Linked DNA regions of Homo sapiens: region 1 is linked to region 2. Evidence: chromatin loops called from intact Hi-C (ENCODE). Cell type or tissue: heart right ventricle. All regions are shown on one strand. Each heading gives the region's core, and the rest is flanking DNA. Links, peaks and the distances in the headings are about the cores only.

Evidence for each region. Peaks named below come from ENCODE experiments on the same cell type or tissue, not always from the same donor. Only the 100,000 strongest peaks of a DNase experiment are listed, where the experiment ranks them.
Region 1: it touches region 2 in a loop (1.9-fold over the local background); 7 of 110 quality-filtered maps call a loop at or near these places.

What each region holds. Positions count from the first base shown.
Region 1 is chr9:128,513,198-128,516,107 of GRCh38, reverse strand. GLE1 (GLE1 RNA export mediator) reads right to left here. Exons shown (of 16, transcript NM_001003722.2): 3 at 469-579. Among named protein-coding and RNA genes, the nearest start is that of GLE1, 9.9 kb to the right of the region's middle. In heart right ventricle, for the core only: no CTCF peak of the experiment used is centred there; no DNase peak of the experiment used is centred there.
Region 2 is chr9:128,574,257-128,577,166 of GRCh38, reverse strand. It overlaps SPTAN1 (spectrin alpha, non-erythrocytic 1), which reads right to left. Exons shown (of 57, transcript NM_001130438.3): 4 at 2,352-2,492; 5 at 1,822-1,968; 6 at 211-344; 7 at 1-38. Among named protein-coding and RNA genes, the nearest start is that of SPTAN1, 23 kb to the right of the region's middle. In heart right ventricle, for the core only: no CTCF peak of the experiment used is centred there; a DNase peak (open chromatin) is centred at 1,412; H3K27ac peaks cover 2,310 bases.

The sequences.
Region 1 (2,910 bases), core at 143-2,642, 61 kb after region 2:
GCGCGAGCCTGTAATCCTAGTTACTTGGGAGGCTGAGGCAGGAGAATCACTTGAACCTGGGAGGTGGAGGTTGCAGTGAGCCAAGATTACACCACTGTAGTCCAGTCCAGCCTGGGCAACAAGAGCAAAAACTCCACCTCAAAAAAAAAAAAAAAGAGGCTAAGGTCCCATTTTCTCAGAATAAGCTTATCTAACAATCCCAGACCATTTCCAAATTTTGGAGAAGTAAATGGAAGCCAGAAAAGGCTAAGTAATTTTCCCAAAGTCACATGTAAAATGTAACAGCCAGGATCTGAAACCAGACTTGACTTCAGAGCACTCACTCCTGACCTCTATTACACTACCCCCAAAACTAAACAGTAGGTGGGAAGGATGAGTAGCATACAGTGCCCATTCCTACGCCCTGGGGAACTGCAGTTAAATGTGGCTCGCAGGATCAAGGCTGCCTTCCTTCATGGGTTCACTTACTGTTCCTTTCATTCTGTGTACCAGTTCGTACATTCGGACGCAGCCTTCCACTTTGATCCCCCGTGAGGACTGAAGTACCATAGATTCTGTGTGCTGGGACTCATCTTTGCCCTATATGAGCAGAAAATGGAAAAATAATTAAAAAATAAGTTTTTAATATGGTAAAGTTGGTGTTATCTCTTCTAGACAAAGACCACATCCCAACTTATGAACAACCACCAATAACAAGAGCAAAAAAAAAATTTAGGTCAGAACTAGTGTGCTTTTCATGAATGACATTGACTTTGTTCTAATTGTTTTCTTTAATAAATTGATGTTTGTTACTTTGGGTGATTTTTTGGGTTTTTCTATGTTTTTTTTGACTTGTTTGTTTTACTCTGCCTAGAAAATGTTTCCCCTTTCTTCAGATCAGTGTCCATTTATCCTGGGATGCTTTGGATGGAGTATCCCCAACCTACATCCCTAAGCTTCCATCCTCCTGGCTTCAGGAGAAAGCTGGCTATCAAAGTACTCTATCCTCAGGCCGGGTGTGGTGGCTCACGCCTGTAATCCCAGTACTTTGGGAGGCAGAGGTGGGCGGATCACAAAGTCAGGAGTTCGAGACCATCCTGACCAACATGGTGAAACCCCGTCCCTACTAAAAACACAAAAATTAGCCAGGCGTGGTGGCACGCACCTATAATCCCAGCTACTGAGGAGGCAGGCTAAGGCAGGAGAATCCCTTGAACCCAGGAGGCGGAGGCTGTAGTGAGCTGAGATCGCGCCACTGCACTCCAGCCTGGGCGACAGAGCAAGACTCCATCTCAAAAAAAAGGCCAGGCACCTTTTTCCCCAGCACTTTGGGAGGCTGTGGTGGGCGGATTACAAGGTCAGGAGTTTGAGACTATCCTGACCAACATGGTGAAACCCTGTCTCTACTAAACATACACAAGACATACCCTGTCTCTACTAAACCCTGTCTCTACTAAACATACACAAGACATACTCTGTCTCTACCAAACATACACAAGTTAGCCGGGCATGGTGGCACGTGCCTAGGCATGGTGGCGGGCGCCTGTAGTCCCAGCTACTCGGGAGGCTGAGGCGGGAGAATGGCGTGAACCTGGGAGGTGGAGCTTGCAGTGCGCAGAGATCGTACGACTGCACTCTAGCCTGGGATACAGAGACTCCGTCTCAAAAAAAAAAAAAAAAAAAGTCTGCTATCCTCCTACACCCAGTATGGACTTGAGGAATGAAAAATATGACCTGAAGGCCAGAGTTCATCTTTGAACTTTTCTAAGTTTTTTTTTTTTTTTTTTTTTGAAACAAGATCTCACTCTGTTTCCCAGGCTGGAGTATAGTGGCGTGATCACGGATCATTACAGCCTGGACCTTCCAGCTTCAATTGATCCTCCTGCCTCAGTCTCACAAGTAGCTGGGACCACTGGCGCACGCCACCACACCTGGCTAATTTTTGTATTTTTTTGTAGAGACAGGGTTTTGTCATGTTGCCCAGGCTGGTCCCAAACTCCTAGTCTCAGGCAAGCCTCCTACCTCAGGCTCCCAAAGTGCTACAATTACAGGCATGAGCCACTATGCCTGGCCTATTTTTTTTCTTTTTCTTTTTCTTTTTTTTTTTTTTTGAGATGGAGTCTCACTCTGTTGCCCAGGCTGGAGTGCAGTAGCGCAATCTCGGCTCACTGCAAGCTCTGCCTCCCGGGTTCATGCCATTCTCCTGCCTCAGCCTCCCAAGTAGCTGGGACTACAGGAACCCTCCACCACGCCAGGATAATTTTTTTTGTATTTTTAGTAGAGATGGTGTTTCACCATGTTAGCCAGGATGGTCTTGATCTCTTGACCTCGTGATCCACCCGCCTTGGCCTTCCAAAGTGCTGGGATTACAGGCGTGAGCCACCGCACCCCGCCTTTTTTCTTTTCTTTTTTTTTTTTTTGAGACAGGGTCTTACTCTATCACCCGTGCTGGCATACAGTCGTGCTATCTAGGCTCACTGCAGCCATGACCTTCCAGGATCAAGGATCCTCCTACCTCAGCCTTCTGAGTAGCTGGGACCGTAGGCATGAGCCATCATGTTCAGGTAATTTTTTTGTAAATATGGAGTTTCCCCATGTTGCGCAGGCTAGTCTCGAATGCCTGAGCTCAAATGTTCCACCTGCCTTGGCCTCCCAAAGTCCTGGGATTCCACACCCAGCTTTTTTATTTTCATTAACACACCTGACATGGATATCTTTGAACTTTTCTGATGAAGCTATCTGGGAATGCTAACCTAAGAAGATGCTGAGTCCAGGGCTACCAGTAGCCATCTTGCCACCTAATCTATCTCAACAATGAAACCAATAACTGAGAAATGGAGAGGCAAAGCCCCATGTTTGGGACACTAGATTGAGTCAAAAATAATCAATCCTATGTGGGGGAGATGTTTGAAAAATAATAATAAATAATGT
Region 2 (2,910 bases), core at 220-2,719:
CCTTTTCCTTAATCCAACTGATAGTCTCATCCACATCCCTACAGAACAAAGGCACCAGTTAATCCACAGCAATGATGACTCCCTAGAACTAGGAACACCCCATGGGACCAAGGCCTAGTCAGCCTCGACAGCTCACCAGCACATGCCCTGTGCTTCACAACTCCCCTCCAGGTTGAGACCCATTCCCCAAAGCCCACTCTGGCTTGACACCTGTTAAAGCGCTGAACTTCTGCTGCCCCAAAGAGCTTCCCCTGCCTCTGCAGAGCCAGGCCCTTCAGCCGCTGCCAGGCTGCATTGACTTCATCCTGCTTAGTCTTGATCAGTTCCTCCTCAGGGTGCTGCTCCTAAACAAGGAAGAGAAGAGACTGGATTTGTACACAACTTCTGGCTCCTCCAACTAGTTACCCTGGGGTTGGTTCCTTGAAGCATCTCAGCAAATCACCACTCTGAAGAGAATCACAAGAAATAATGGTCAACATGATACAAAGTGAACTACAACTCCAAAGAGTTTCTATTTCTTATGTAAAAAGGGGAGAGCCATTCTCTATCTTTTGGAGTAGTGTGGTTAGTCTATAAGGTGGTTATGTGCAAAAGTGCCAAAAACCTTTATGTTAATAAATAGTTTGGCAACAACTGTGTGGTAACTTTATCAATGTACTCATCTACCCTAACTGCTTGAAAATTTGGTATTTCAGATGTTCATGAGGCTGTTAAGCATTCTTGCACATAAACATAATTTTCGGGGCTCAAGAGTTTGTCCCTGGCTTTAGACTGACGACATTTCTTTTTTTCTTTTTTGAGACAGGGTCTTGCTATGTTACCCAGGCTGGTCTCAAGTGATCCTGTCTTGTCAGCCTGAGTCTGAGTAGAGTAGCTGGGTCTATAGGCAGGTGCCACTGCATCAAGCTTAGAGACATTTCTTTAAAAGTATCCTTCCCTACCAACCACATTTTGGTGTTTTAAAAAATATGATACAAAGTAATAAAATGAAGCATTTCAGGGTTCTTGAATCCATCTGGGATACCATGGGTTTGGCCTGACTACTTTTCTCAAGCTCAACCGCAGGAAAGCTTAGGGTTTGGAAAAGCAACACATCTGTCACTGTGGAAGGGTGAGATATTTCTGAGGAATGCCGGGTATCTTTCTCTTAATCACTGGCCAGAAAATGGAAACAAGTACCAGCCTATAAGCAGATTTATACACTTAAAATTTGTACCCCCCAAATCAAATTTCCCTAAAAGTAAAAACTCTCTGGTTCCGAGTACTTGATGTCTTTGGAACCCTTTGGACTCGTAGTGGAAGCAGCTTACAGGATTGTACACGTGGGCACTGGGGAAGGGTTGTCATTCCCTCTTAATGGGCTCCAGCGCCAGAGTGGAGAGCCTATTCACGACAAGGTTCTCCCAGGCTCCCAAGAGAGCCCAGGGAAGCTTCAAATAAAAAAGGAAGGCAAGAGCCCTAATGCATTGGTGGACATCTGCCAATACTAACTTAGCATTCACCACCACACCCTCGTCTGAGAAACCCTGAGACCTAGCTTCAGCAGTCCAATAAAAGCTTCACCCAGCCCTACCCAAAAGTGGGTAGAGGAAACAGATCAAATGAACTCTGCCCTTCCTGCCCAAGGCAACACATTGAAAAGCATTTTCCAATTTAGGAGTAATCAGTATTGTGCCTCACATCTAAACAAAACTCTCAGACATGCTTACAAAAACTTGCTCACTCAGAAATTAGGGGACCAATCATCAAAATTTTATCCTGAATATACTAAAAAGTTAACATAATAATGTTGTGAGAAGCATACAGCACTTTGCTATTTACCTGTATGAGTTTGGCAGCAAACTGGTTCACTTCATTAACTCTTTCTTCATGAGCAGCCATATCTGTTTGAAACTCTTCAAATTTCTTCTGTAAAACCTCTACATGCTCCAGATCCTGGCCCAGCTCTTCAGAAGTAACAATTGCTTCCTATTCAGGGACCATAAGAGAGCCAGAGTCACCAACCAACATTTGTTAACAATGGCTTCCAGAAACATCAAACAGACACATTAGGGACGGAGCCATGTTAGCTTTAATGGATACAGTTTTGTCTGTGGTTTGTGATTTTAGTTCCTCCCACAGAAAGTTAAGAGGTTGAGTTCACGGCATTTCTGTCTCAGCGACTCCAGGCTTCAGAGTTACAGAATAGCACATACACCTAGAGAGCAGCTGGAGAGACAGCAACCCCACTTCCACCCTTTTACTTAAAATGGCCGTATCTGTGCTAACACTGGGTCTCACTACAGATCACAGAGGAGTCTCTTCCCTTTTCTTTGAGTAAAGCTTAGCAAACCCTTCTTCCCAAAACGTGCCTTGTCATTGATCCAGTCCATCACGTCCTCACATTCTCGTAAGTACTGCACCAACTTCTGGGCCTGCAGCAGTTTGATTCCTTTTTCTCGCATCTTCTCCAAAAGTAATTCCCACTGGCGGTGCAGCTCCATCAAACGGGTCTGAAAGTTTCAAATCAGAGTTTTAATCAGATCACAACTGGCTCTGTGGGATCTGGCTCTTCCATAGAGTTTAGACAAGTTAGAGACCTTATGGAGCGCTGAATAAAAATATTTTTAAAAGATAATCCCTAAACTGAGAGGAAATAGTAAATTTAACTGGCAGTAGGGAAAAGTCCACAGTTCACAGTGGTTTTTTGGTGGTCTTCAAGTTACAAGTAGGTAGATCTACTCTAGTTCTTTCACAGGTAGATTTACTCTAGTTTACATCAGGAAAATCATTATCATTTATATTATTAATAATATCTTTATATTTCATTTATAATTATATTTATGATATATTTATATTGTATAGTTATATATTTTAGTATTATATAATAATAGGTACACAATTGATACTATTAATTATTATTAAATTATT